2 separate regions of the Mus musculus genome follow, and region 2 is linked to region 1. A link is a loop called in an ENCODE intact Hi-C map of the cell type or tissue named here. Cell type or tissue: heart. All regions are shown on one strand. Links, peaks and the distances in the headings refer to the core of each region. The heading gives the core; the rest is flanking DNA.

The links. Peaks named below come from ENCODE experiments on the same cell type or tissue, not always from the same donor. Only the 100,000 strongest peaks of a DNase experiment are listed, where the experiment ranks them.
Region 2: it touches region 1 in a loop (2.7-fold over the local background); 2 of 42 quality-filtered maps call a loop at or near these places.

What each region holds. Positions count from the first base shown.
Region 1 is chr1:138,849,174-138,865,388 of GRCm38, reverse strand. 2310009B15Rik (RIKEN cDNA 2310009B15 gene) reads left to right here and starts at 8,535. Exons shown (of 3, transcript NM_001081226.1): 1 at 8,535-8,808; 2 at 11,717-11,818; 3 at 13,216-13,410. The coding sequence starts at 8,572. The coding sequence ends at 13,287. In heart, for the core only: no CTCF peak of the experiment used is centred there; DNase peaks (open chromatin) are centred at 8,568 and 8,788; H3K4me3 peaks cover 541 bases; H3K27ac peaks cover 326 bases.
Region 2 is chr1:138,973,607-138,989,821 of GRCm38, reverse strand. The region is part of intron 2 of Dennd1b (DENN/MADD domain containing 1B); the gene reads right to left. It overlaps 4930596I21Rik (RIKEN cDNA 4930596I21 gene), which reads right to left and starts at 12,165. Exons shown (of 3, transcript NR_108103.1): 1 at 11,940-12,165; 2 at 11,582-11,730; 3 at 10,576-10,660. It also overlaps the pseudogene Gm18553. In heart, for the core only: a CTCF peak has its summit at 6,207 (motif pointing left); DNase peaks (open chromatin) are centred at 5,471 and 7,421.

The DNA.
Region 1 (16,215 bases), core at 4,080-12,079:
AGTGAAAGGCTGGAAAACAATTTTCCAAGCAAATGGTCTGAAGAAACAAGCTGGAGTAGCCATTCTAATATTGAATAAAATTGACTTCCAACCCAAAGTTATCAAAAAAGAGAAGGAGGGACACTTCATACTCATTAAAGGTAAAATCCTCCAAGAGGAACTCTCAATTCTAAATATCTATGCTCCAAATGCAAGGGCAGCCACATTCATTGAAGAAACTTTAGTAAAGCACAAAGCACATATTGCACCTCACACAATAATAGTAGGAGACTTCAACACACCACTTTCATCAATGAACAGATCATGGAAACAGAAACTAAACAGGGACACAGTGAAACTAACAGAAGTTATGAAACAAATGGACTTAACAGATATCTACAGAACATTTTATCCTAAAACAAAAGGATTTACCTTCTTCATGGTACCTTCTCCAAAATTGACCATATAATTGGTCAAAAAACAGACCTCAACAGATACAAAAATATTGAAATTATCCCATGCAACATGTCAGACCACCATGGACGAAGGCTGATCTTCAATAACAACATAAATAATGGAAAGCCAAAATTCACGTGAAAAATGAACAACACTCTTCTCAATGATACCTTGGTCAAGGAAGGAATAAAGAAAGAAATTAAAGACTTTTTAGAGTTTAATGAAAATGAAGCCACAACATATTCAAACTTATGGGGCACTATGAAAGCATTTCTAAGAGGAAAACTCATAGCTCTGAGTCCCTCAAAAAGAAACTAGAGAGAGCATACACTAGCAGCTTGACAACACACCTAAAAGCTCTAGAAAAAAAGGAAGCAAATTCACCTAAGAGGAGTAGACGGCAGGAAATAATCAAACTCAGGGGCAAAATCAACCAAGTGGAAACAAGAAGAACTATTCAAAGAATCAACCAGACGAGGAGCTGGTTCTTTGAGAAAATCAACAAGATAGATAAACCCTTAGCCAGACTCACTAGAGGGCAGAGGGAAAGCATCCTAATTAACAAAATCAGAAATGAAAAGGGAGATATAACAACAGATCCTGAAGAAATCCAAAACACCATCAGATCCTTCTACAAAAGGCTATACTCAACAAAACTGGAGAACCTGGATGAAATGGACAAGGTTCTAGACAGATACCAGGTACCAAAGTTAAATCAAGACCAGGTTAATGATCTAAACAGCCCGATATCCCCTAAAGAAATAGAAGCAGTCATTAATAGTCTCCCAACCAAAAAAAAGCCCAGGACCAGATGTATTTAGTGCAGAGTTCTATCAGACCTTCAAAGAAGATCTAATCCCAGTTCTTCACAACTATTCCACAAAATAGAAACAGAAGGTACTCAACCCAACTCATTCTATGAAGCCATAATTACTCTGATACCTAATCCACAAAAAGACCCAACAAAGATAGAGAACTTCAGACCAATTTCTCTTATGAATATCGATGCAAAAATCCTCAATAAAGTTCTCGCTAACCGAATCCAAGAACACATCAAAACAATCATCCATCCTGACCAAGTAGGTTTCATCCCAGGGATGCAAGGATGGTTCAATATACGGAAATCCATCAACGTAATCCAGTATATAAACAAACTGAAAGACAAAAACCACATGATCATCTCGTTAGATGCAGAGAAAGCATTTGACAAAATCCAACACCCATTCATAATAAAAGTCTTGGAAAGATCAGGAATTCAAGGCCCATACCTAACCATGATAAAAGCAATCTAGAGCAAACCAGTAACCAACATCAAAGTAAATGGTGAGAAGCCAGAAGCAATCCCACTAAAATCAGGGACTAGATAAGGCTGTCCACTCTCTCCCTACCTATTCAACATAGTACTTCAAGTCCTAGCCAGAGCAATTCGACAACAAAAGGAGATCAAGGGGACATAATTTGGGAAAGAAGAAGTCAAAATATCACTTTTTGCAGATGATATGATAGTATATATAAGTGACCCTAAAAATTCTACCAGAGAACTCCAAAACCTGATAAACAGCTTCGGTGAAGTAGCTGGATATAAAATAAACTCAAACAAGTCAATGGCCTTTCTCTACACAAAGAATAAACAGGCTGAGAAAGAAATTAGGGAAACATCCTTCTCAATAGTCACAAATAATATAAAATATCTTGGCATGACTCTAACTAAGGAAGTGAAAGATCTGTATGATAACTTCAAGACTCTGAAGAAAGAAGTTAAGGAAGATCTCAGAAAATGTGAAGATCTCCCATGCTCATGGATTGGCAGGATCACATTGTAAAAATGGATGTCTTGCCAAAAGCAATCTATAGATTCAATGCAATCCCCATCAAAATTCCAACTCAATTTTTCAACGAATTAGAAAGAGCAATCTCCAAATTCATCTGGAAAAACAAAAAACCTAGGATAGCAAAAACTTTTCTCAAGGATAAAAGAATCTCTGGTGGAATCACCATGCCTGACCTAAAGCCTTACTACAGAGCAATTGTGATAAAAATGGCATGGTACTGGTATAGCTACAGACAAATAGATCAATGGAATAGAATTGAAGACCCAGAAATGAAGCCACACACCTATGGTCACTTGATCTTCGACAAGGGAGCTAAAACCATCTGTAGGAAGCCATTTCAGGCTGTAAACAGGCCAGCCGGATGGAGATCTGCTCCAGGTAGTAAACAAGTCCATGTTTGGTGGATGGCCTGCCCTTAATCCCTGATTGGCTGATCAAGCCTGCCTGGTGAGGTGATGTGACCTGTGGTGATTGGTGGGGGCGTGGTTGTGGCTGGAGTGGAGAAAAACACTTGTAACTAGAGAGGCTCCGGGATTTGAAGAAAGTAGCTGCCTGAGTAAACTGCTTAAAGAAGAACCCATGGTTGCGTTTTGCTTGCTGGTCGAGTGGGATGTGACAACCTTCCAGTGGAAAAAAGACAGCATTTTCAACAAAAGGTGCTGGCACAACTTGTGGTTATCATGTAGAAGTATGCGAATTGATCCATTCCTATCTCCTTGTACTAAGGTCAAATCTAAGTGGATCAAGGAACTCCACATAAAACCAGAGACACTGAAACTTATAGAGGAGAAAGTAGGGAAAAGCCTCGAAGATATGGGCACAGGGGAAAAATTCCTCAATAGAACAGCAATGGCTTGTGCTGTAAGATCGAGAATTGACAAATGGGACCTCATGAAACTGCAAAGCTTCTGTAAGTCAAAAGACACCGTCAATAAGACAAAAAGGCCACCAACAGATTGGGAAAGGATCTTTACCTATCCTAAATCAGATAGAGGACTAATATCCAATATAAAAAAAAAAGTCAAGAAGGTGGACTCCAGAAAATCAAAAACCCCATTAAAAAATGGGGCTCAGAGCTAAACAAAGAATTCTTACCTGAGGAATACCGAATGGCTGAAAAACACCTGAAAAAATGTTCAGCATCCTTAATCATCAGGGAAATGCAAATCAAAACAACCCTGAGATTCCATCTCATACCAGTCAGAATGGCTAAGATGAAAAATTCAGGTGACAGCAGATGTAAGCAAGGATGGGGAGAAAGAGGAACACTCCTCCATTGTTGGTGGGATTGCAAGCTTGTACAACCACTCTGGAAATCAGTCTGGCAGTTCCTCAGAAAATTGGACATGGTACTACCGGAGAATCTCGCAATACCTCTCCTGGGCATATATCCAGAAGATGTTCCAACTAGTAAGAAAGAAACATGCTCCACTATGTTCATAGCAGCTTTATTTATAAAAGCCAGAACCTGGAAAGAACCCAGATGCCCCTCAACAGAGGAATGGATACAAAAAATGTGGTCCATTTACACAATGGAGTACTACACAGCTATTAAAAAGAATGAATTTATGAAATTCCTAGGCAAATGGTTGCACCTGGAGGGCATTATCCTGAGTGAGGTAACCCAATCACAAAAGAACTCAAGTGATATGTACTCACTGATAAGTGGATATTAGCCCAGAAACTTAGAATACCCAAGATATAAGTTACAATTTGCAAAACACATGAAACTGAAGAAGAATGAAGACCAAAGTGTGGACACTTTGCCCCTCCTTAGAATTGGGAACAAAACACCCATGGAAGGAGTTACAGAGACAAAGTTTGGAGCTGAGACTAAAAGATGGACCATCTAGAGACTGCCATATCCAGGGATCCATCCCATAATCAGCTTCCAAACGCTGACACCATTGCATACACTAGCAAGATTTTGCTGAAAGGACCGTGATATAGCTGTCTCTTGTGAGACTATGCTGGGGCCTAGCAAACACAGAAGTGGATGCTCACAGTCAGCTATTGGATGGGTCACAGGGCCCCCAATGGAGGAGCTAGAGAAAGTACCCAAGGAGCTAAAGGGATCTGCAACCCTATAGGTGGAACAACATTATGAACTAACCAGTACCCTGGAGCTCTTGACTCTAGCTGCATATGTATGAAAAGATGGCCTAGTCAGCCATCACTGGAAAGAGAGGCCCCTTGGACTTGCAAACTTTATATGCCCCAGTACAGGGGAACTCCAGGGCCAAAAGTGGGAGTGGGTGGGTAGGGGAGTGGGGGTGGGGGAGGGTATGGGGGACTTTTGGGATAGCATTGGAAATGTAAATGAGGAAAATACCTAATTAAAAAAATAGCCTGCATGGCTTGGGGGATTTGTGGTACCCCCTGTGAGAACTATCCAACAAGGTGCAACCCATGCTTGGCGCTGGAGGTTTCTGGCATATGGTATTTAGTTGGGTCACTGTCTTCCCTATTATTTGGTGATTCTATTACAGCTGTTTCCTATAAAATAGTCATAGCGATGGGAGAGAAAGGTAAAGGAGGGACTTCGGCGAGGGACAACTCATAGTAAAAAATACTTGGAAAACCTTATGGAAACCTTATGGAAAACATTTCTTTCTTGTACTGCTGATGACTGCTAAAACTTCTAGGAGGCAAGGAGCGTCTCCTGAGCTGGAGTTTCATTGCAAGGTCTGATAATCTATGACACTTTACAATTTGTTTGCAACCATTTTCCATCAATAAGAAAAGGGCATATGGAGCAAGTGAATTCACACTGACAGAAAAACTGGAGAGAGTCATGCTCTGGTCAACTCATCAAATGCTAATCTCACTTATCCTTCATGATTAAATAAACAGAGTTCTTTTATTCTAAGCAGACTAAATTGTATGATGTATGTATGTATTTATATGTATGCTTGTGTGTGTGTGTTTGGGCACATGTATATATGTGTGGGTAATCTTACAACCCAGAGTCCTAACATACCTATGAATTCTAGGGGGAATGCAAATCCACAGAACCCACCATTAAATATTATAAACATGTTTAAGCCAATATATACACCCAAATTTTGGAGAAGAGTTAGAAAACCTGCCCAATATCATATTACTTGAAAATCCAACTATAATAGCTTCATAATAAAATGAAAACTTCACTTACTTTTCTAGAACCATGACAATACACCATGACCAAGGCAACTTACTAATGAATGTGTTTAATTTTGTGGCTCACTGCCACGCACTCCCGTAGAGTCAGCTTGACAGGCCGAGAGGCCTGGAAGCCATTCACGAGGTGGAGAGTTTCAGGGAAACTCACCTCCTGGAGTCTGGTCTTCTTTCTAACCCATACATTAATATTCCATTCCCGCGTTAGTCTGGTGTATGGATCCACGTGCTCTTTTTTAGTATTATCTTATTATAAGTGCCTTTTAAGATTGAATTCTGACATAGCTTAGTCTTCACCAGTGTTCCAACGTCCTAGAAAGTCCTTGAGCTGACCATGGGCTTGGAATTCAGTAAGAATGTTGCTATTCAGTGACATTCAGAATTGCCTCTGGTATTACACTATCACTTTGAACAAAGCTAAGTCACTGCCCTACACAGGAATTTACCATCATCTAGGAAGAAGGAAGTTTGAGACCTAAGGAAGAACCAGAGTAGATACTTAGAACTATAGATAGCTGAGTTACACCCATTCACACGTATTTACAATGGCCTAGGGGGAAGGTGGACTATACAATAGACTAAAATAGGAACTATGGCAAGGGCACGAAGCCCTTGACCCTGGCTTCTAAGATTAAGTGAACTTTAGGTGGAGCTTTTTTTGATCCCAGTTGTTAACAATGAATTCTATCCCTGTTAGACCTTCTGTGTTTGTATTCCTCTGTTTTGTGTAAGAATCCAGTAACCTATTTGTACCTTGCTGGTGTGTCACCCAACTTCCCTATTTTCTTCTGTATAAAAAGTTTGATGCTCAATTTGACACATTACATTCAGATTCTACACAACCTCTCCTGTGTACATCTGTCTGTCATTCCCTCCGATGCTTTGCCCACTTGCCCCAGAGACCCATTCCATGCAGACAAAGGGATCCAGAGGGTCTGTGGCAGCTCACAATTTTAGAGTGTTATCATCTATAAACATTATGGTGCAGAGTAAGGCAGGAGGCAGGCAGGCAGGCATGATGCTGGAGCATCTAATTTACATCTAATTCATAAGCATAGGGGCAGAGACAAAGAGAGAGCTAAATGGGAATGGTGTGTGCTTCCTGAACCTGAAAGCCCACCTTTAGGGGCACACTTCCTCCAACATCTCCTAATCCTTCCCAAATAGTTCCACCAACTGTGGATCAAGTGTTTAAACAATGAGTCTACAGTGATTGTTCTCATTCAAGCTCTACATCTACCTTCTGAGCTTGGACTTGGTGCTCTCACTTTCATACAGCTTTGGCTAATGTGAATGGAGGAGTCTCCGAAAAAGAAAGAATGCACACAAAGATGAGCTAAAATTCAAGGCCAATGGGGGCCTTTCAAAGCAAGAGACACGGGAAAGAAAACTGGATGCTGATGATCAGATTAAACCTGAAAATAGATATTTAGAATGCTTTGTGTTGTTAGTAGTGAGTTATTCTCTCATCTCATTTCAACTTTGATTACATTTTAAAGGTGCATCTGTAAGAATGCAAGCAGTGGTATCATGTGACTAATACAAAGATCAGCCTGTGTGCCCAGAGGCATAGACTAACCAGGATGATTCTTTTTCTTAGACTGGGCTATAGCTGGAACTCAGTAGGTAGCTCAGGCTGGCCACAAACATAATCCTCATGTCTCCACCTCTGAAGCCCATAAATCTAATTTTGTGGTGTTGGTTGGGGGCGAACAGGAACATGACCTATGCTTAAATTCTCAAGTTTAATGATAATCATGTTGGGTGAATTTAACTTTGGTCCCATCTTTCCAGATTTCCTTAAAGTCCCTCAGAACATCAGGTAGTCTTCAAATGGCAAATATACTACTCCAATGTAAAGGAACATTTAAACACAGGATTCAAATTTATTAATTCACTGAGTTTTACAATATACCAATAGAGTTGTTTCCATCTGTGATTAAGGACATCAAATCGGGGGCTGGACAGATGGCTTAGTGGTTAAGAGCACTTCTAGAGGTGCTGAGTTCAATTCCCAGCAACCACGTGGTGGCTCACAACCATCTAAAATGGAACCCAGTGCCCTCTTGTGGTGTGTCTGAAGAGAACAACAGTGTACTCACATACATAAAATAAATAAATACATAAATCTTAAAAAAAAAAAAAACAGGGCTGGTGAGATGGCTCAGTGGGTAAGAGCACCCGACTGCTCTTCCGAAGGTCCAGAGTTCAAATCCCAGCAACCACATGGTGGCTCACAACCATCCGTAACAAGATCTGACTCCCTCTTCTGGTGTGTCTGAAGACAGCTACAGTGTACTTACATAAAATAATAAATAAATCTTTAAAAAAAAAAAAAAAACAACAACCCAAAACCATCAAATTGTGGTTTCGGAGTTGCAGGGTAAATCAGTGTAAAAAGGAATTGAATTGTCTTTGGTGGCTTTGACAACTTTCTCCTGTCCAACTAACCCACTCTTGCTAAGGATTCACTCCTGCCAATAGCTCTTTACACCAAAGAGCACTAACTACTCAATAACACTGCCTACTCTTGAAATTCAGGCTATGGCATCCAAGGCTGGGGGTGCTGTTAATTTAATGAACACATAAAATTGTTTCTTGGGATCGTGCTAATTTCCCTAAATTTTGTAGGAGTATGGGTGTCACTTTCTCAGACAGGATTTTAGGTTTGGTTTTGTGAAAACTTCACTACACTCTTTGTGTGAGACTTTTCCTTGATTTTCATTCTAGAGTGAGCCAATGAACCATATCACCAAGCTTGTGATTCCAGCTTCATTCCTGTCACACATGACCAGCAAATACGCAGCCTTTTCTATATGGGCTGAAGGTGCTTTCCTTCTTATTATTTTTTTAAACAAGTATGATTATGCAGAATACGATCTAGCTTGATAGGAAATGAAAATGCTCGTCCTTTATCTGAGAAAAAAATAGTAGCGACTTTAAGAGTAAAGAAGGCACCTTCTTCCAGTCTTCATATGCATAATTTTCTTTGCAGAGGACCCAGATGGAGGGAGCTGAAGACTGAGAGGCAGCCCAGTCTACACTGAACAGTGCTCCGCCTCCCCTCTTCGCCCCGCCCCTAGACCGACCCCGCCTCCCCTGCCCACGCCCCACCTCCGGCCCCGCCTCCCACCGCGCCGGCGCCATGGCCGCCCAGGGGATCTGGACGCTGGCGAGGGTATCGCTTGGGAGGCCACCGCCTCGGGCCGAAGGTTTCCGACAGCAGCTCAACTCAACCCTCGGTTCGACTTCCGAAGGAGCCCGCGGCGGCTCCGCGGCCGACTCGTGGGGAACGCCCGAAGGAGAACCAAGGCATCCAGCGAGCCGAGAGTTAACTGCAGCGGAGAGGCACATCGTCGAGCTGCACCGGGCCGCCTGCGCGGTGAGGCCCGCTCCAGCCTGCCCCGCGCGCGGCCTCTGCGCCTGCGCGCGCCCGGCCACCCGACCCCGAGGCGGCCCGGCCGGGAGGTGTTGGACCTCCGGCCTGGGGCGGGTCGGCCTGGGGCGTCCGCTCAGAGGGTCCTGCGAGAAACCCGGTCGCACTTTTGCGTTCCGGACAGAGAGGTGTCTGCCCTGAGATGGGAGGCTCGCGAGGCTCGGTTTTTGATCTGCGTCCCAGCTAAAGGCTTGTCTCGGTTTGTGTGTGTGCGCGCCCTCCAGCGTGTGAGTGTGTTGTGTGGGGGAAATGGGTGCTGAGGAACTGAGGGTAGGACTGAGCTCTTACAGGGAACGTATGTAGTACAGACATGTTGCCTGTGCGTGATAACTCGAGCAGCCTGCCATCCAGTGACTTTAGTAATGCAAACATAAGACAGACGCTTTACATTTTTGCCCCGTGTCCTCTCATCCTTTGCCTCCAGTCCAAGTGAGCGAAAGAAATTATAATCAGGCAAGTTTGCATTTTTCCTTAGGCATTCTTAAATCACCTTTTCTTCTGGTTTATGGATTTGACAATTGCTTGTCACCACCAATATCTAACCTTATCTCCCTTCAGTTTCCTGACACTTTAGAATACAATAGTTTGAAGATAGCATTATTTATATTTTAAGTTTTATAATGATGTAAGAGTGACTTGTAATAAATCTGTGTATTAAGCTCTGTGTTTGGCTAGTACTTGATAAGACCACTTATTTGGTTTGGCTTGAGACACAGGCAGAGGCAAACCTTGAACGTTTCCTAAAGTTGACACTCAGCCTTGGGAGTAGTATGTCCCAAAAATCCACTGTCTAACCCCTTCATGTGTTGCAAGTGAATAAAGATTTATCGAAAAATTATTGACAGCCTTTGACCGTTCTTGCTTGTGCTCTTATTTTAAGTATAACAAACACATGCAGTTTGTTTCCACAAGTCACCATACAAATATGGTTTGTAAAACCCAGAAGTCTTATCATTTTTCAAGGCAAACAACAGTGGCCTGTATAGATTGGTTCGATCAACATAGCAAAAGGAAGGCAAGTATTTGCACCGGGGAACCCACAACCTTTTCATCAGTGGGGTTTCACAGGTCATGTGACTGTCCAGGAGACCAGAAGCAAACCCAAAAACATGCTTGGTATATATAGCTCCCAAATGACAGTATTTTTCCATGCCTCAAGGGAGATAGCGCCTTATCGTGCTCCCATTCCTGCACTGGCTATCTTGCTTTCCATAGACATCTTGCTCTCCAGTCAAAGCGTCAGCAAACTTGCCTCATCTTCGTTGCCATCTTTATCCAAGGCTCATTTAGTGAGAAGAAATTGTGTGTAGGCAGTCAGCAAACTTAGAGGTACGCCATCCACATGTAGAGCAACCTGCTAAGCTTCCGGATCGCCAGATAATTGTCTCCAGAAAACATCCAGAAGCTAAGCGAAGACTATAAAGGCTTTGCAGTGTTTCGTTTATTTGCCTTCCAGGTCGTCAAGCATGAGCTTTGTGGGAGGAGAAAGAGAAAAAAGGAAATGAGGTTCTGACAGTGGGTCATTCTAAAGTAGTGTTGGGTGCATCTGGTGCCACATGGCCTTGGGATTTGAGAGCAGCATTGGGACTTGCTAGTTTCTTAACTGCCCTGATCTATTTGTGCAGCAATGCCTGAGAGTGAACCCAGACTTGAACTAAAATATAAGTTGACCTGAATGTCAACCATAATGAGTGACATCATTAAGTATAACGCTGGATAGCTGAAGTTCTTGATGACCAAATGGAAACTGTTTGCCAGAGGCCGCAAAACTGGTACATGCCTTGCATCCCAACACTAAAGCAGACAGGTTGGTTGTGAGCTTGAGGCCAGCCTGATCTACAAATCTGTGGGCCAGGCAAGGTCATATAGTTAGAGCATCAGCGAGAGAAAGAGCAAGGGAGAGAGAGGGGGATATGCATGTCAGAAGACCTGCTGCCTTCATGCATATTTTAATGAAAGTCTATAGGCAGGAGTGATACACTGAGTTTCTAATGGTCAAAGTGCTATATAAAAACCCACTGGGAAGTTCCCCTATAAAATCTGGAGGCTAAGAAACATCATTAATGTGATATACGTCCGAGGGAGGAGTTACAATTTGCCTTTCCCTGCACACACTGTGCTTTGGGGGATTTATTTTTTTAAATCATAATTGCATATAAGTGGGAAATGCATCCCTGAAGTTTGAAGTGGTATCCTGGAAGTTGCTGTTGATCAAGCTTATTAAGCCAGTGAGTGTTAATGTGGCAAAACAATACCTTCTCAGTCAAGACTAGATCTACCAAAACTGGCGAGGGAGAGGACAAGAAAACCGTGGACCTTGCAGGGCAGTAACACATCGGGAAGGTCTAGAAAATATTCAATAACAGCAAAGGCAATGCTTCTCTGTGAGGCCTGTTTGGCTTTGATTAGCACCTTTTCTGTGAGTTTAAATCATTATCCACATATTGTAAGCACTGAAATTGTAACTGCCGCTTCTGAGTGCAGTTCATTTCCAGCCTCTTAAGCTCTTAAAGTCATCTAAATCACCTGTTATTAAGCTCGTTACCTAGAAGCAGAATGAAAAATATCAGAGCAGCAGCCACATAGTTGTCGCATACAGAGGAGTTCTTGTTTTTCCACCCACTTCTCATTTTACTCAAAACTGTATGCTTTTCCCTTTAATCACATACAGTTAGCTTATATATAACGTAGAAATGCACGTGCTCTTTAATTGCAAATGCCACTACAATTACTGGAAAAGAAATTTAATACTGTCCTTTTAAAAAAAATTTACAATCATTTTGGACTAAAAATATTACTAGGGAGATATGATGAACATTAACAAAGATTGATGTATTGTTTTATTACTCTTCAGGCTGGCCAGCTAAGCTATATGGACCCAGCTACCGGCTATGTGGTTCTCACAAGGCTGGCCCACTTGCAGAGAGGCGCCTGCTGTGGCTCTGCCTGCAGACACGTGAGTAACAATTCTCGAATTACCCTGGCAGTTTGCTGAGCTTCTGTAACTTCATAAATACCTATTATTTGAACAACAAGTCAAATAAAAAAGCTAAATAGACCTAGAGTGTGCTTTTCACAAGCTGTTTTAGCAAAGGACAATGAAGCTGTTAGTACCAACACAGGACCTTTAAAGTTAATGGAATTTTGTAACATTTCACTGCAAGCATCGGCTCCTCCAAATGCTAAGACTTGAAATTCAGGGGAGCTCTTTATATATCGAGGAAAGCTTTCACGAAGCCTGAAAGGCAGGCACAGAGGGCAGGAAAAGAAACCAAATGAAAAAAAAAAAAGAAAAGAAAAGAAAAAGAAAAAAGAAAACTGTTGCAGACCAGCTCCTAAAAATACTGCTACCTTAAGAAGCAGAAATGTTCCCAGTATTGAAGGCGGATCTTGAAATGATAAGACTTCTTCCTTCCCTTCCATTCCCTCCCACTCCCTGCTTCACATTCTTTCCCTTAGCATACAGATCTGAGTGCTGGCCCTCACCTTGCTATAGTTCATAGTTTTTCTCTGTCTCTGTCTCTCTCTCCATGCCTGTCCCTATCTATGTCTCTCTGTCTCTGTCTCTCTCTCCATGCCTGTCCCTATCTCTCTCTCTGCCTGTCTCTATCTCCTGTCCTTCCCTTCTCCCCTTCACACTTCAGTCTCCGCTTTCTTCTGGTCTGTGTTTAAACTGTGTTTAAAGTAATCATGGGCTAGATTACTCCGAAGTTAGTGCTATAGGTCTGAATATGCTTATTTCAAGAGTCTCATGCCTATGCTTAGTAATCAAAGCTAATGAACCATTCCTTCCTCTTTTCTGTGCAAAGAAGAAATCAGAGTTTGTTTGCTTCCTACTGGAAGAAGTATCCCTGAGGTACATTGTTGTTATGTTAAGATTATAACCAGATAGCATCTGTTTGCAGAACATTTTCTATGTTTTCCTAAAAGAAGATGTTATTCCTTGTACTAGTCCACTTTCTAATTAAAGACCAGACAGTAAATGCTCTTAAGAACTGTGGACAGTGTTCTGAAAGTCAGCCTTCACTTTTGTGCAGTCTCCTGGCTATGCCAGGAACGGTTTCTAATCAAAGTCATAAGAGCATCATGTCAATCTCACACCCGTGGATTTTGTAAGAATTGGGGTTTGGTAATAAAATTCTAGAGCCTGCAAAGATACACTTAGGAAGTGGTTCCTGGATCCTAATTAGGGCTGCTTAACCAAAGTTCCATTGTACTCTTTAGTCCCCAAGACTTATAGATCCAGTGATTTAAAACATTGCTAACCACACTTTTTTCCCCACCATGAGAAATGTACTTTCCTACAATGACTGTTAAATAATTACATAATAATTTGTTATCCATCTTTTTCAGTGTCCATATGGCCAAGTCAATGTGAAAGATCCATCTAAGAAGAAGCAATTCAACTCCTATTTTTATGTTTGACAACAACTTCATCTCTAGTCTGTCAAATTAAGTGTGTGTTTTTGAAAATAAAGCCCTAATCTAGAATGACCTGTTACGAATATTTGAACAGAGTTAATATTAAATACATATATCCAAAAGAAGGTCCACAAGATGCACGTTATTCTCGAGACAGGGTTTCTCCATATAGCCCTGGCTGTCCTGGAACTCACTTTGTAGCCCAGGCTGGCCTCAAACTCAGAAATCTGCCTGCCTGTCTCCAGAGTGCTGGGATTAAAGGCATGCGCCACCACGCCCGGCTTCTCTTTTTTGCTGCATGACCACAGGCATATGTTGAAGGAGAAAAAGATGGGTGTCCTGTTGCATGAAAGGAGCCATCAGGTCACGGAGATTTCCTTAGCTTTGCGTCTTCCATCTTTTTCTCATCCATGCAAGGAAGGTTGCTGGCAAGTAGCAGGCACATTCTTTATTCTATCTGTATCTTCAGCTTAAGGCGATGGATACGGTGCCATGGATCACAGCATATGAGTGCCCAGCAGCAGGAGATGTTCCCATCATCTGTCCATCTGTTCTTTCAGTGTAGACGTCTTATGGTTTTGATGTGGGGGTCAGACATGTTTCTCTTAGACCGTTCTTCATTCTCCCTCTATAGAGTCCTCCTCCCCTTCTTGCAATACCTCCCAGGCAAACCTGCCTTTGAACCTCTTTCTAACTCTGTATAGGTGCTGTCCATTCTGAGGATTGCCCTGTGGGAGCCCAGCCTCCAGTGAGGCAGCATCTTCCAGGAGTTGTTCTCACACCTTCTCAGCTTCTCCTGCAGGACAACAGCCACTGGGAGGCCCTTGTCTGCCAGTGGAAGAGTTAGGCAGTAACAGGAAGCTGCTGCTCAGAGCTAACTTGGAACCTCAAAGTCCGGCCTCTGTCTCTCTGCCCAGTCATAGGCCACTGGCAACTTTATTCACCCATTAGAGTCAACTGGGGGGCATAGATCCTCAGTGTCTGACAGGCAGATGTGTGGGTTCCTGGGTGATTTGGGGAGCTGAGTTCATACAAATAGCATTGGAACCACAACAATGCATCCCAAGGATGCCCTTCCTTTCTCAATATATCCCTTGCAAACAAACACTGGCCATTGTGGAGGTTGGCAATTCTTGGGATTTCAATGTGCAGCTTAGTAGCTGCTGCACTAGGGAGGAAAGAGGAGGCAATTATTCTTGCTTATGCTTGATGCCAGGAGGAGAGGTCTGCTATGGCTCTGAAGAGATCCACCTTGGCCCCACCAAGGGCCTTTGTTTCAGCAAAGTGCCCCCTCTCCGAGGGCATTTATTGCAAAGTCCCTTGCTCAACAAAGTCCTAACATCAAAAAACTAAAAAATAAAATTGCCAGGGCTTCGATTCATCTGTACCGTGAATGGTAGAACACAGCAGCTGCTTCCACAGTAAACACAATATTGCCACATAAATGGACTTGGTTGCAAGAGGATTTAAGCTATATTGTTTTCACACATTGTAAAGTAAAAACTCAGGGCTCTGAGTGGGTGCATAGATACGAACACATGGAGATGCCCAGAAACAGCAATATCCCCATATAAATCAACTCTGGTGTAGCTCTACTCTCAAGGTTTCTAGAGACTCCTCCTGCCCCACAGTACAGTAAATCAACAGAGACTGACTTTTGGATTATTTCTAACACTGAATGACTCAAGGGAAACTAGGTACTGGAGCAGAGGTGGAGGTGGATTTCTGAGGCTACAGTGTCTCAGCTGGGAGAAGGTCCTCCCTTGCTGTGAATGGCAATCCTCTCTCTTCAGGAATTGCACTGTCCCCACTGATTAAGAAGGTCAAGAAGAGGGGCTGGTGAGATGGCTCAGTGGGTAGGAGCACCCGACTGCTCTTCCGAAGGTCAGGAGTTCAAATCCCAGCAACCACATGGTGGCTCACAACCATCCGTAACGAGATCTGACTCCCTCTTCTGGAGTGTCTGAGGACAGCTACAGTGTACTTACATATAGTCAATAAATAAATCTTTAAAAAAAAAAAAAAAAAGAAGGTCAAGAAGAATAATTTTTATTTTTTAAAGTAAAACTTGAAGTTCTAAATAGGGTGTTTGCAATAGATGGGATCCTGAAGTTTTCATGCTCTGCCAAGGGTCTTTGTTTCAGCAAAGTGTCCCTCTTCCAAAGGCGGTTTTTTTTTTTTTTTTTTTTTTTTTGCTAAGTCCTTTGCTCAGCAAAAACGAGTGGTAACATCAAAAATTGGTAGGGCTTTGACTCATCTCCAGACAAGATTAGGGAAGGAGGCTCCCCACCTACCTGATGAATGGCAGTTGCTACATGTGTCCTTCAGGTGTTAGAAGACCAGGGCTCCAGGTCAGCCCAAAAGGAACCTTGCTCTCCACACCTCCTGCCTCAGCCTCATCTTCTCTACCTTCTACCGGCGGTGGAAGCTTGTGAACCGACCTCTGTCGGTGGTGGAGAATTAAAAGCCACGCGTTACTTTTTTACTATACTACAATACTACAATAGTTAAGATGTTTTTCCAGATTCCAAAATGATTCTCTCCTTTCAGGGGGAAAAGTTCTCCCCTCTCCCCTCTGCCCTCCCCCTCCCCCTCTCGCTCTCTCCTCCTCTCCCCTCTTCTCTTCTCTTCTCTTCTCTTCTCTTCTCTTCTCTTCTCTTCTCTTCTCTTCTCTTCTCTTCTCTTCTCTTCTCTCCTCTTCTTTTCTCTTCCCTCTCCCCCTTCTCTCTCTCCTTCCCCCCCCCCACGTGTGCCCTGTGCGGGTGTGTGTGCGTGTGTGGGGGTGTCCTTATCAAATACCCGAAACGATTACCCAAAGAAATTTAAAGGCACTGCATAGGACAGAACTCCAGAACATCTAAGAGTTCCCAGAGCTCGTTCAATGATTAGCATAAAAGCTAAACCCAAGAGCCGTGTTCCCTCCGCGAGGGT
Region 2 (16,215 bases), core at 3,202-11,201, 130 kb before region 1:
TGAAGAATACGACCAATCAACTTTACCTGACATTTATACACCAGGGAAACTCCACAACTGCAGGATATAAATTCTAGTTATGGCATAATCTTCAGCAAGACAAGCCACATTATGAAGCCATAAAGTAGAATACACATTTTTGAGGACTAATAGTATATAGAGTATATGCTCTGACTCAAATTAAAAGAAAAAAAAAAGAAAAATTATAATCAATAGTAACAATATACCAGAAAAATGGAAATTTGCTACATTTCTAAATAATGCATGTATTAAAAGCAAGACACAGTAGAAATTAGAAGATATTTATAAGTATATAATTATGAAAGCAAATATCCAAACTTATGGGTTGATGTGAACTACTGCCTAAAAATAAAATTATGTTTTTATGTCTGTATTAGACCAGTGGTTTTCAACCTGTGGGTTGTAACCCCTTTAGTAGTATTGAAGACCCTTCACAGGGTTCCCTAAGACCACCAGAAAACACATATATTTACATTACAATTCAGTAACATAGCAGAATCAGTTATGAAATAGTAATAAAAACATTTTATGGGTGAGCTCACCACAACATGAGGAACTGTATTAAAGGGTCACAGCCTTAGGAAGGTGAGAACCACTGTATTAGAGAATATTTAAGGTCAGTGGTCTCGGTTTCCAAATCAAGAAGCCCTAAAGAAACTAAAGTCAAAATAAATATAAAAACAAAATAATAATGAGCAGAAAACAACAAAACAGATTAAAATAACTGTTTTACTTCCTGACAGGAGCCTAGCATGGCAGTCCTATGAGAGGCCCAACAAGCAGCTAAAAGAGCCAGTGCAGACACTTATACCCAACCAATGGACAGAAGCTGGGGACCCCTGCGGTTGAATTAGAGAAAAATGGAAGAAGCTGAGGAGGAGGGCAACCCCATCGTAAGATCAGCAATCTCAACTAACCTGGACCCCCGAGATCTCTCAGACACTGAGGCACCAACCAGGCGGCATACAATAGCTGATATAAGACCCCATATCACATATACAGCAGAGGACTGATGGGTCTGGCCTCAGTGAGAGAAGAGGCATCTAATCCACAAAAGATCTAAGGGCCACGAAGGGAGGAGGTCTGGTGGAGTGAGGAGGGGACAACCTCGTAGAGAGGGGAGGAGGAAGGGGATGAGGAAATGTCGGAGGGTGGACCCGGAGGGGGATAACAACTGGACTGTTAAAAAAAGATTTAATAATAATAATAATGTAAACATTTTAAAAAAACAACTGTTTTAATAAACCAGATCCCTAGTTGGTTAGCACCTAGGATACACTATTAAAGACAGGGATGATACACAGATCATCAATCTTGGAAGCAAACCGGATCTTTCCAGATCCAGTGACTGCAAAAATTGAAAATAAGGGAATTAGAGAAATGGCTCAGCGGTTAAGAGCACTGACTGCTCTTCCAGAGGTCCTGAGTTCAATTTCCAGCAACTACATAGTGGCTCACAGCCATCTGCAATGGGATCTGGTTCCTTATTCTGGTGTGTGTCTGAAGAGAGCGACTTTATGTAGTGTACTCACATACATAAAATGAATAAATATTTAAAAATTTTAAAGTAAGAAATTATATTAGCAGCTTTGTCCCATCTAATTTTAGAATTAAGTGAAGAAAACTCCTTAATAAATGCAAATTATCCAAAATTATACAAGAAAAATACAAAAAATTTGAATTTTTTATTTATCTGTTTAAAAAATTGAATTCATAATTAAGATTGTTCAGCAAATAGATCTTTAGTGTCAAATGGTTATAGTCATTTAATTCAATTAACTTGAATTTCTCTACATAGTTAAGGTGTCATTGTAACGAGACAATTTTATCAGAAACATCTCTGATGCCTTCCTAGTGTTCTATAAATCTTCGGTGAAAGCAACAAACACAGAAGTTACTTTGGGGCTGGGGACGGGGGCTTGGTGGCTGAAGTCCATGCTATGCAGCGTAAGGACCGGAGTTAGACTCTCAGAGCCCACAGGTGCACACCTGTAACCCCAAGGCTGGAGAGGAGGGGACAAGCGGATCCCTGGGACCCTGGGACTTGCTATCAGCCAGTGTAGACTACATGGATTGCAGGCCAGTGAGAATTCTAGGCTCAAAAAATAAAAAAAAAATTTTAAAAAGCAACCTTTGAGTAACAACACTGGAGGTTGTCACCTGCCTTTCTTACATTCAAACTTGGGAGGAAGCTAACCAGCAGGAACAGATAAGATTGTCAGGCCGAGAAACTACTGTGTGTGTCATGCGGTAACAGAGAGTGTGGACCATTATAAAATTGTCCAGACTGATGTAAAACATCTGTCACTGCAGAGACAATGGAGTGTCAATGAGAACGTCATGGTATGGCCTTGGACAGAGAGCATTATAAATCTGTTAAACATGTCCAGAAAAATGAACAATGAAGTCTGTGTGGACATTGGGTGAGAAGATGCTATGTCAATAGAGAGCCACTGCTTTTAGTAACTCACATGCCATTCTGTGTAACTCTGTGCATCTGTAGGGCAAGAAATGTATGGAAACTCTGACTTCCCATAAGTTTCAAACTCAGCATATAAGACAGTCATTATTTCCTGGTAAATTCTAAGCTTCTCTAAAAAGTAAAATATTTCTGAGGCAATGAATTGGCTTGGTAGATAGAGGTGCTTGCTATCAAAGCATCATGGCCTGAGTCTGATCCCCAGAACCTCTACGCTAGAAAGAAAAACGAACTCCCACTGGGTATCTTATGAGCTCCATACATGCCATGCCATGCATGCATCCACGCATATAACACATGCACAAAAATGTAATTTATTTTTAAAGTAATGTTTATACTTAAAGATTTTATGGTATATGCTACTCAACTAGACTTGAATGAATGAATGTACATTTAGAAAACAATGTAATTTCAAAGATTTGAAAGTTTCAAAGTTTGAAAGTAATTTCAAAGATTATCACTATCAAATGATCTAAACTGCTTGAGTAATACTTAATACTGATGAAATAGTGAAGTATTTTTATATACCAAAGTAAACTATTTCGCCAATTTCTTAAAACAAGGGGTGAAACCTCACGTGGTTGAGAGCACTGATGAATGCACAGAGAGCTTATGAAGTGCAGAAAAGGGCACGCATCCCTGCTGACTGGACACAGTAGTAAAGGAACCCCTAGTAACATAGCCAGGATCGGTGCATCCCTCAACCTTCATTTGGGAAGCACAAAGGGAACCTATATAATCTTCCCAGCCCTCCACGGGCTCCCTAGGAAAGAAGGAGCTGAAGGAGTGCTGATGCCTGAAGCAGTGGATGGCACATGTGCAAAACCTGAACGAGCCCAAGCCAGACCAAATCCCAGCATGGGATGAACAGGGAACTTGGGCACACAATCCTACCTAGCCATGAAGCTGATGGCAGAACTGCTAGCTGCTGAAAAAAGGAGAGACAGTTTTCTCTAGAAACTGCAGTCCCTGGTAAATGGACCACTCTCCCAAGAATGAAGACCACACATCCAAGATTGAGCAACACAAACCGAATGTGTCAAAACAAAACACGACAGAAAGCTGGGTAAAAGAAAGGACTTGGATCTGAAAAACTTTGGGGAGGGGAATGAATATGACCAAAGCACACTGTACAAAAACTCTCAAAGAACTCACAAGAATAAAGGAACAGACCTTTTGTGAGGAGATAAGCAGCCAACATGTATTAAAAGTTACTGACATCCCTAAGTATTTATTTAAAGTATATAACAATACACATGCAATATAGCCAGGCGTGGTGGCGCACGCCTTTAATCCCAGCACTCGGGAGGCAGAGGCAGGTGGATTTCAGAGGATTTCTGAGTTCGAGGCCAGCCTGATCTACAATGTGAGTTCCAGGACATCCAGGGCTACACAGAGAAACCCTGCCTTGAAATCCCAGCACTCGGGAGGCAGAGGCAGGTGGATTTCAGAGGATTTCTGAGTTCGAGGCCAGCCTGATCTACAATGTGAGTTCCAGGACATCCGGGGCTACACAGAGAAACCCTGCCTTGAAAAACAAAATAAAACAAAACAAACAAACAAAAAAAAAAACCCACATGCAATGAGATACATGAATAGCAGGTTCAAACAATGGGATTCTCAGAGCAATTCAATCTCAAATAGATATCTGTTTTCAGAACTAGAGGGAGCCTAGGCATGGTGAACACTTTTAACTCCAGCACTTAGGAAGCAGGGAAAGGCAGATCTGAGTGTGAAAGTTGTCTACATAGAGTTCCAAGCCAGCCAGAGCCACATAGTGAGACACTATGTCAAAACATACAAATCAGAACTGCAAAGATGTCTAAACTAAACTGTCAGTTAGTGATGAGACCATTTACGACAATGTGAAATACCGATGCACATATATATTCATATATATATAAATCCAGAGATTTATATAAAGATATAACAAGATATTAGCCATGATGTTCTCATAGGACGGCATTTAAAGTGGCCTCTAGTTCCTTCCTATTATCTTCTTATTCATTTGGATTGTATATGATGAGCCTAAATTAGAAGTGTTTACACTCACAGATCAACATAGACATACAGCAGCAATATAAGGTATTCATGGCCAACCTAGCTCAGCAAGAACAAGTTCATTCTATTTAAAGTCCATCAAGTGACTCGTCTAGGCCACTCATAGTTTACTCGTTTTTAATTATGTGTGTTAAAATTAGAATAAATCTTAGAACTAAAGTTTCCCAGTTATCTATGTGTGGTCACTTCATCTTTATACACCAGTTTCTTCAACATTTTAATGTCTATTACATGACTGACATAAAAATCAAATAAATAATTAGGAAAGATATTTTGTAAATTTTAGTAGTAGTAATATACCTATATGAGCAGCATACTAAAAAATTGGGGGAGATATTATACAGGATATCAAAAGAGAAAACTATCTGACTTTCGGAGTTGGAGGGCAAATTAGTAAAAGGCCAGCATTACCATCCATTAGCACATGCTCATCCAAAAGCCTTCAGAGAACACAGCACCACACCAGGGATATGAAATTCCGTTACACTAACGTTAGTTATTGCATTTGAAAATTTGACTTAAGGAATTTACTAGAACACTGTTGTCGGATTTCCCCTGTCCAATCCCATTAGGGCGGCAGGAGGCTTCCCCCAGGAGCACAGCAGTGTGACCTGGCCCACTGAGAGTTGGCCGGTTCAGTTTTTCAGTATTTCCCACAACAGAACACCACACAAATATAAATGCAATGCAGAACTGGGACTTCCATGGAGCCAATCAGCCAGACAATACCATAACCCAGGAATAAGAGAAAGCCTGCGCCTTAACTGTTGTCATAGGCCATCTATGGTTCTGGGTTACTGGAATACCCTAGGGCTGGCCACTCATCTGCATGCTCCTGGAGTGCACTGATGACAGCTATGAGCAGAAATAGGCATGTGTGGGGATGCTCCTGACTACCTTCAGAGTCAATGGCTGGACAGGAAATTCAAGCTTGGTCCGGATTTCCCTAACCATTCAACTTCACAGATGAGATAAGGATCACCTGGAGTAATGCAGTCTTGAGCTACCTCACTGGTAAGCACAACACGTGTGGTGACACTAAAGAAGAAAAGACAGGAGTGGGCATCAGGAGAAAGCGAATCATGGACTTCCATTCACAACTTGTATGGCTCTGCTACAGCAGGGGCCTGAAAGTCTGACGCCACAGTGCTAGGAATAGCTACCTACGCAACTTAAACACACGTTGTCGTTACTCCTGGGGAAATTCCACAGTTTACAAGGGGAAAGCTCACCTTTGTGGATTTTCTCACTTATGAACCGTATGTTTGAGCCCAAGCGCCTGGATGAGTTCCCAATCAGAAGGTTCTCATGTGCCTCTTTAATGGAGAGAACTGTGTGCCTGCTGCCTGACCACTTTTTCAAGATGCCCACAACAAGATGCCCAAGTGGAGCCGCAGCAAGGGCACACACCAAGCAAGAGATGCTTGCACTGCTTCTTGTGTTCCATCCTGCCCTTGGGACCCACACTCTGTCCTCGCTGCTCTATCTAATAAACGTTAATAAAACAGAAAGAAATACATGACGGCATGAGTCACCATAACTATATCAGAGCTGCAATAAAAGCAACGTGAAGCACAGCACAGATTGACCGTGGGAATGAAGCTGGCTGGGTGCCTCCTGCTGTCAGTCACAGCCAGAGGGAGAACTGGTCTTCTGTAGCTACTAGATGCAATGTTGCCAGCATACATATACTAAACATAAAATAGCCCTTCAGTGTAACACTTAGTCAGTGTTGAGTGTTTATTAAAATCGTGCCAAAAGTGAAAGGAAGAGAGTCATAGGGAAATAAATGTTCCATCACTCCTCCTCCTCCTCCCTTATCCAGCATTAAAAAAGTTGAAGGGATTTTTTTTTTTAAATCTGGAGACCCCAAAAGCTATGTAGTAAAACACAAAGACAAAAGGCTAGCTGTAATGCCATGGTTTTCCTGGCTGATTCAGAGCAGCTCTTCCCATCACCCTCTCGGTAATCTTCAAACAAGAAGTGGCAGTATTCAGCAAGCACAGTAACAGTAGGGAAGTGCACTCACCCAAAAGCAGAGTATACTAGTTTATTAGTTGTAATTACTTGGTTCTCAAGAATTCTGTCTTTATGAGAGAAGCAGTCCCATGTGGTGCCTTTTTAAAAATCTAATTTAGTAAGCACTAAATTTATTTCTATCTCACTAAATTGCACACTTCTTTGGTCGCTGGACATAGGGTTATCTACACATTCCTTTAACATCATGTGACATTTTAAAAGATGATCTGACAATAAGAGAGAAAATATTAGAGAACAGGGAAGGGGACTCCAGAGAGTGAAGGGCGGATGAGCAAAAAGCAAAACGGCAGTGTGGCCAGGAGCAAGCATCAGCTAAGCACTACAGCAAAACGGCAGTGTGGCCAGGAGCAAACATCAGCTAAGCACTACAGCAAAACGGCAGTGTGGCCAGGAGCAAGCATCAGCTAAGCACTACAGAAGCAGCACAGTGAAGCCAGTGTACTAGTATAATTGAAATGGTTATCGAAAGGGGGGCCTTTGTGTATGTTCAGCAGATGAACAAGCATCCAGTGGAACAATGTGCCACAGAGACTTTGAACAGAAGTTAAACAGAATGCTTTCAATGTCTGGAGACAGAGCTGGTCATTGAAGACCAGACACACTCCTATAGTGGCAGAACGACAGTTAAAACAGAAGTTAACTAAAGGTGGAAGAACAAGTGACCAGTGCAATGCATCCTCCCCGCACACTGGCAGAAGATGACATACATCCAGCTAGAACGTGGAAGAGGAGATGGAATCAACAGAGGAAGTGGACAAGGAGGAGAAACGGAAACCGAAAGCCAAGTGAGCAGGATTGAGCGGCCTACACACCAGCAGCAGTGCAGAGCCTCTGGGGACAGAGGCTGTGCTTCCTTGAATTACACTTAAGGAAATAACAACAGGTCTCCAAGAAAAAGAACATGCTGTTCTTTCACACTTGTAGACAAGAAGCAGTGTCCCAAAAAGATACACAGCATATTGTCCAGCCATCTTACCAGATGACTTCACGGTGACACCCAAGAACCACTGCACTATACCACCTAGGAACATGAGGCAAAGTGAGGTCTCAACAATAAAACTTTCAGGCTCTAGTTGGTATAAAACTGTGGCAGACACTTAAATGTCCTGATTCACATTTTCACCATGGCCAGCAGCTCTGTGACAAGTTGTCAGGTTTCACAACAGCTCTACAGACATCTAGGAAAACCAGAAAACTTGTCACCAATGGTATCAGACACGTTATTTTATTAAATAATGAAGGATTATCCCGAAGAAAGTTATTTTATTAAATAATGAAGGATTATCCCGAAGAAAGCAGCTACATGACTGAGAAACAGAATGTTTTGCCAATCATGATTAGCAAACTTAATATAATTACCTACTTTGTAGATTTTGATGTCAAGGCCAAAGCATCCTTATAATTCTTAATTTTTATTGTCATTGTTAAATCCTACAATTCTCCCCTGTACAAGATTTAAAATCAAAAGCCCTCACTGGTATACTGTGTCATTACCTCAATATATATTAAAAATGTATCTACGCATACAGTGCAGAAAGGGAATATTAAAAAGAATGTGCCTGCTTAAATTATAATGAAAATTCCTGTTTAAAACGTGTGTGTGTGTGTGTGTCCCAGGTGGTGGTGGCACACGCCTTTAATCCCAGCACTCGGGAGGCAGAGGCAGGCGGATTTCTGAATTCGAGGCCAGCCTGGTCTACAAAATGAGTTCTAGGACAGCTAGGGCTACACAGAGAAACCCTGTCTCAAAAAAAAAAAAAAAAAAAAAAAAAGTGTGCGTGTGTGTGTGTGCCCGCGCGCATGTACACGCACGCATGTACGATTTGCTATTTCTATTACTCATCACAGCTATCACAGCTTTATGACAAAAAGAAAAGGGGCTTTAATTGCTCTCAGTTTAAAGACTTTTTAAAAACTAAGGCTCACTGGGTGGTGGTAGTGCACTCCTTTAACCCCAGCACTTGGGAAGCAGAGGTAGGTGGTGCAGCCAAGGCTACACAAAGAACATCTGCCTCAAAAAAACCAATAAACAAATACAAACAAGCAAACTTACATACATACATGCATACATACATACACGCATATATACATACATACTTAGACTCAAAAAGCTTATTACGCCATAATTCTAGCCCAAATTCTTCCAAGTCAATTCTCACTGTAGAGTTCTGCCACTCTTTCACTCGATGAAAGCAATGGGAAAAGTAGGTTCTCACCACAAAGGCAGGAAGGAAATGTCTAGTGTATGTCAGTAACGGGGGAGACTGAGACCATAAGGAGCATGCAACCCTGGCCTGCCCAGCAGAGTGACCCCCTGTCACTGCAGGCCTATTTCCCAGGTGTACCACACAACTACTGGCATTTTCTATGGCAGCCATAAATAAAATTGAGAAACACTACAACTGAGACATAATGTACAAAATCTTAAGCAAATTAAGTTTGACAAATACAAGCTCCATGAAATTTATTATATTACCCATAAAAAAGATGTATATCAATAATTTAACAAAATCTTACTTCAAAGACTCCAATTAAATTTCATAACCAAGAAAGTTATAAACAACTTGCCTCAAGAAACTTGAAGCCACCAATCAGCAGGAAGTAGTCTAATGATGTTATTCCTTTCCAAACCCCTGACTTTATTCAGGAATCTCTTTCCATTCCTCTCTATCCTTTTTGCTCTCTTATATAGTAGTAGGGGATTGAAAAGGTAGAAGAAAAAAGTGGAGAAGGGTGAAGAAAGAAGAACTCAGAAAGTAGGCTGTTGCGTGCTCAACTGGCCAGGAAGAACGACGCTGCTACAGGATCCTTCTGCACACGTTTATTCAGTCCTGTTTCTTCTTTCTCTATATTTCCCTTGTTTATATCTCCCTTGTTTATATCTCTCCCTTGTTTATATCTCCCTTGTTTTTATATCTCCCTTGTTTTTATATCTCCCTTGTTTTTATATCTCCCTTGTTTATATATCTCCCCCGAACCCTGGGCCTCTCACTCCTTTTATACTCTCAGTTCCCATCCACGCACAGCAGGCCACGCCACCTCACCAGGCATGCAGCTTCAGCTAATCAGGGCAGCAGGGGCAAATCTCCACCAAATTGGATTCACCTGTATCCTGGTACACCTGCGCAGCACTCAAGATGTTTGTGTCTTATATGAGGAAGTCAGGTGCAAGTCATATGACTTAGCTGCAGTCTCTGGCGCCTTTGGGACTGCCGCCACACCCGCTCCCCACAATTCCCCCTTTTTTCTTTTTTTTTTTTTTTTTTTTTTTATTTATTTATTATATGTAAGTACACTGTAGCTGTCTTCAGACACTCCAGAAGAGGGCATCAGATCTCATTACGGGTGGTTGTGAGCCACCATGTGGTTGCTGGGATTTGAACTTCGGACCTTCGGAAGAGCAGTCGGGTGCTCTTACCCACTGAGCCATCTCACCAGCCCCCGTGAGTTTCGGCACCACTTGTTGCGTGCTCAACTGGCCAGGAAGAACGACGCTGCTACAGGATCCTTCTGCACACGTTTATTCAGTCCTGTTTCTTCTTTCTCTATATTTCCCTTGTTTATATCTCCCTTGTTTATATCTCTCCCTTGTTTTTATATCTCCCTTGTTTTTATATCTCCCTTGTTTTTATATCTCCCTTGTTTTTATATCTCCCTTGTTTTTATATCTCCCTTGTTTATATATCTCCCCCGAACCCTGGGCCTCTCACTCCTTTTATACTCTCAGTTCCCATCCACGCACAGCAGGCCATGCCCCCTCGCCAGTCACGAGGCTTCAGCTAATCAGGGCAGCAGGGGCAAATCTCCACCAAATTGGATTCACCTGTATCCTGGTACACCTGCGCAGCACTCAAGATGTTTGTGTCTTATATGAGGAAGTCAGGTGCAAGTCATATGACTTAGCTGCAGTCTCTGGCGCCTTTGGGACTGCCGCCACACCCGCTCCCCACAGTAGGCAAAGACAGCTATATTCCATTGTGTAAATGTACCATATTTTCTTTATCCAATCTTTATTCAAGCAATGTTGTTTCCAGTTTCTGGCTATTATGAATAAAAATGCTATAAACACAAAAAGAAAAAAAAAAGAAAGAAAGTTATAAACAAATCCAGATGTCGACGTGATGTCATTAGTAGATAGGCTTGCATTTACTACCTTTCTAATTATAAACTGCAGTCCAGACTGACATTCCTAATCCAAAACTCTGAACACACCCTCAAACTCTGACACCACAAGCATCAGCACGGCATCGCAGGTGGCAACGTCCACATCTGACCTCCTCGAGCGCTAACCCAGCGCTTGGGTACCAAGACAGAAGGATTACCAGAGGTGATTTAAATAGTGAGTTCCATGCCAATTCAGGACTGAGACATTGTCTCAAAACACCAAAAGGTATAAACAAGCTCTGTGTGTTTGTGTGTGTGTGTGTGTGCACAGACATATATATGTATATATACCTTCAATAATTTATATATGGGGCTGGTGAGATGGCTCAGTGGGTAAGAGCACCCGACTGCTCTTCTGAAGGTCCGGAGTAAAAATCCCAGCAACCACGTGGTAGCTCACAACCATCTGTAACAAGAACTGACTCTTCTGGAGTGTCTGAAGACAGCTACATATAATAAATAAATAAATCTAAAAAAATTATATATGTATATATATAATGTATTATAAATTAACTTCAGCTATAAATAAATTAAATCTTATTTTAAATTTTGGTTCCTTTCCCAGATATGGCACATGAATGTATGAATATGCATATTATATGTATGTATGTGTGTATATATGTATTATATGTATATATTTAAAATCTAAAATGATACTCAATTATTTTATATATAGGTAAAATTTACACATACACACACACATACATATACCCAAAAATATTCCAAATTTTGAAAAACTCTGAAATGCAAAACAGTCCTTCCCAAAATTTCATAACCTCTTGTTAGGATTGATTTTTATAGAACTTAGCTGATTACCTCAGATCCCTCAATTGATACTCTCCTTTACTTGTGTAATGTCTTCACTCTCAACAGACTCATAACAACTTGTGAGCTTCTCAACATTGACTCTTAGAAGTTTGACAACTTACAAACATAAGGTACTCCCATCTTACTAGGATTTGCATCTGTGAACATTTGGGGCGGGGGATGAACAAGAAAGGTATGTCCGGGTGGAGGTACAGCAGTGGCAAGGCATGTCCCTAGCATCGCAAGGCCAAGGATCATATCCCCAGTGCTAGAATATGAGGGAGGGGGCAAGAGAGGAGAGGAGGGCACAGAAGGGAAGGAGAAGGGAGGAAGGGCAGAGCCACAGCTAATGTCTTCCTTGTCTCACCTGAAACACACACAAGTTTAACTGGTGCTATCACTATGGTGATGCAGACTTCTCTGCCAAATTTCTCTTGTAGTACAAAACTAATTTCTGAGCTCAGAATAGCTCAGAGTCTTCAGTCTGCCCCTAATGCTTCCACAACACTAAATAGGAGAGGTGGAAGAAGCCAGTCGCTGACTTCCATGAAGCTGCCCCTTCTTCCAGGTTGACAGTTCTTATTCAAGCGATTAGAATCTTAACACAGATAACCACCACAGAGCTTAGGAACCAAATAAACACTTCTGCTTCTAGAACGTTCAGCAGCACAATTTACAAAACTCTTCTCCACAACTATGTTCTTGGGTCTCATAAAAACTGAATATGGCATGCAAAGGTCTTACAAATATAAAAATGAAAGCAATTCAAGTCAAAGGACTTGGCCAATAACATGCTCCTAGTCAGTAGTGCATTCATTATCAAAGGCACGGCAACAGCAAAGGGTTAGGACAGGCACACCTGCCTCACCGGCCATACCCAGCAAAATGATACACTGTACGCAGAATACTATGGATCTAACTATGTCTTTAACTGTGAGTCTGAAATCAGACAAATATTTACATATTTGAATCCTGTGTCAAAACAAGTAATGCATGTCAACATTACTATTATTAGGATAAGCATTCGATGTCACTACAAATACTATAATTGCCATTAAACATTAGCATGTTATAATTTTTCCTATCAATTTCCAGCCTACATTTCTTTATTAACACATCTAGATTTTTTCACAGTAAACATACAATCTTGATAAAAATGCTGCCCCTTACTGTCAAGATTGCACTGCAGGTATTCATCATGAAGCCACGTGTGTCAGCAAAACAATAAGCACCAAAACTTAGTGTTTACGTCCTCTGTGGTAATAAAATGTGTGTGTGTGTGTGTGTGTGTGTGTGTGTGTGTGTGTGTGTAAGGTAGATAGATAGATAGATAGACAGATAGATAGATAGTAAATGTGATAACAGTTTATTAATCCAAATAAATTAAGTTCATTAGTTGCTTTACAACTATTACAGAAATACTATTTGACTTATAGGAAAAAATTAAGTTATTCAAGATCTTTAAAAGCAATCCCAAAATATTTACAATTTCCTGCTCCATAACTGGGACCTGAAATACTTAGACTCTAACAGGAACTATTTCTAATTCCCTTCTAAAGCATTTTTATGCATACTATCTCAGGAACAACACAATACACAGACCCTAAAGATATGTCTTGTTCCTAAGCATTAAACACACCTATATGGATGGACAGATTGCTCAATGGTTGAACACTATTGCCTAGGACTAGAGTTCAAGTCCAACACCACCCTGAGGTGCCCCCTCAGGCACCTGCATTCCTGTGCACACATCCATACACAGGCACACACATACACATAATTAGAAATAATAAATCTTTGCAAGCACAAACACACCTGAATAGGTGGAGTCTAAATCTAGCTAATGTTAAGGCCTAGAAGGCACATAAATAAATAGTAGTTGGCTATATTTCACAGCTGCTCGGGAAACAAAGTATTAAGCCTGCTTGATGGTAATTAATTATAAATGTGATGACCAAACACACCCTTATAGGACTGCATTTCTTCTACCAACCCCAGAAATATCTACTTCTGAAATGACTAATTTCTGGAAACTTACACATGACAGATAACCACTGAATATACTATCCTGATAGCTATATGCTTTTTTTTTTTACAGGTTCGAGTGGCAAATAAGAAGGAACTGAAAGAGGAAGGGCCTTGTCTGATCTTTATCATTTCTGCCTACCAAGTCACAGTCTGTGGTTTATCACAGTCCTACTTTAAAATGTCTTAAATGGAGCACCCATTTGATGTGATGATCAAGATCTGCAACCCTTCAGTCTTTTACATTGACATTTTCTAAAAGATTTCAAAATCCCCACTAGACTTGAGGAGTACAAATCTTATTCTAATTTCACTTTTGCCAAGTAATTCTGAACACCATTCATTCATATACAACTTCCCAAGGTCTCAAGTGAGGCCAGCACTTGACTTCAACAGCTGAAAATCTAGTGGACAACACTCAGGATGTCAGTGGCCTAAATTACTCTTCACCTTGTTGGTGTTGTTTTGAAATTCTGTTAACTTCATTTTCCAAACTACGTGTTTATAAAGAAAGCAAGTTTGATGAGCAACCTCTAGTAAATCCTCAATGCCAGCTGAGGAGAGCAATGCCTGTCCAGCCCAGAGGCTGGGGATGTGGCTCAGTGTAGAGCTCAACCCCGGCACTGCTACAAAAAAATACACTCAAATACTAAGACTCCTGAGACAGCTCGACAGGTGCTTTCCCAGTGCTAAACTCACTGTACACACTGAGGAGCCTGGAAGAGCCAGTAATGCCCAGCCAAGACAGGTTGCACTACACTAGCCGGAGGAGTTCTTGGATTTTCTCTTTAGCTCAGTGGTTCTCAGCCTTCTTAATACCGTGACCCTTTAATAGAGTTTCTCATGCTGCAGTGAACTCCAGCCATAAGATTGCTTTGTTGCTACTTCCTAACTGTAATCTTGCTGCTGTTGTGAATCATAATGTAAATATCGGATATGCAGGATGTCTGATATGGGACCCCTGTGAAAGGGTCACTCAATCCTCCAAAGGAGTTGCGCTCCACAGGCTGAGGACCACTGCATTACATGTGTTCATACCAAAACAGTCTATCTCCTCTGAATCATTCCCAAGAGTTTAAATAGGAAAACGATAATCACCTACCACCCAAGTGATGCTGGGGAATGTCTACTAACCACACCCTCCGTCACCGCACAGATTCCCTGTCCTCAAACACACACAAAAACAGGGTGTGGAGCGGGGTGGGTAACTTCGTGTTACTGCTACATACCACGGCCTGTACTGCATTATTATAATTTGAAAGTGACACACCCCATTCAACAATGCCATCTTTTTACCTGTGCCTGACTCTAACTGGCACATGGAAAAGCTCCCTGGAAGGAATGAGAAGACTAAACATTCACATGGTGCTTAGGCACATCTTCCCTCGACCTTGTTTATAGGAATACCATACTATAACTCTGGGACAGTGAGATGGCTCAGAGAGTAAATGTGCTTGCAGATTGTCCTCTGACCTTCTCCACACCCAGGCCATGGTACAAGCGTGCATGTCCACATGCACTCTAAATGATAAAGAAATGCAATCTTAAAATTAAATAATAATTAATAATAAAACAATTGTAGCCAAACTTAAAATTATTAGGGATTTCCAAAAATGCCTGGCTTTATAAACATCACTGTGAAATATCTCACTCATGTTGAAGAACTGATTTACGAGAAGCCTAATGGTTAAGAGCTTGGGCTCCATAGCACAGAAACAGGTTCAAATCCCAGGCCTACCTCCTGAAGCTGTGCATGTTGGGGAAATGATTTAACCTTTCTCAGCCTCCATTTATCTTCCTGAAAAGAACAGTCTCTATCTCCTATAATAATAGTAAAGATAATTGAATATATAGATACCTGGTATATTTCCAAATATGAATGAATGCCAAATATTGTTTTTAATCACTATTTCTATAAAACATCTAGCTTGAAGTCTACTCAGGCAAATAAGAACATAATTGAGGGCCTTTAACTATGATGCTACAACTTTATTTTATTAACTGGGAAAGTTATACATATAAGAAAATTTAATGAATTTACTGCACATATATTCTAAATATACTTATATACTTATTAAAGCCACTAATTCAAAAATTACCGAACATTAATGAAGCTGGGAGAAAGCCAGTAAGAGCCAACTAGACTGTTCCTTTATGGCTAGCCACACCTGCTTTCCGTTTTATCTCCTGTCATGCTTTGGCTGTGATGCAGATTAACCGAGGGATCGCACATGCCAGCCAGGTTCTCACCACTGAGCTACATCTCCAGCCCTAGACTGTATCTTTTTAATTAGTCTGAGTTTACAAGGCTTTTTTTAATTTACAATGTTCCCTTGAGGGCTGTCTATCAGTTGTTCACACCTCACTGTAAACTTACTCATAAAAGTCCTTCAAGTGACACCCACCCACTTGATGTGTCATTTGAAGAGTTGGGGGGGAGCAGCTGGGTAATTTTCTAACAAAGTGCTTGGGATTGACGCAGCCCTGGGTAGCAGGTAACTGCCCCAGCCCCACAGGAAGAGAGAGGCTCACAACTGTTAAAACAACAGAGCAACTTCCCCTCTAGGAAACTGCAAGTTCCCCGATTCATTCTACTGTCCTGAGCATTAATGTCATCC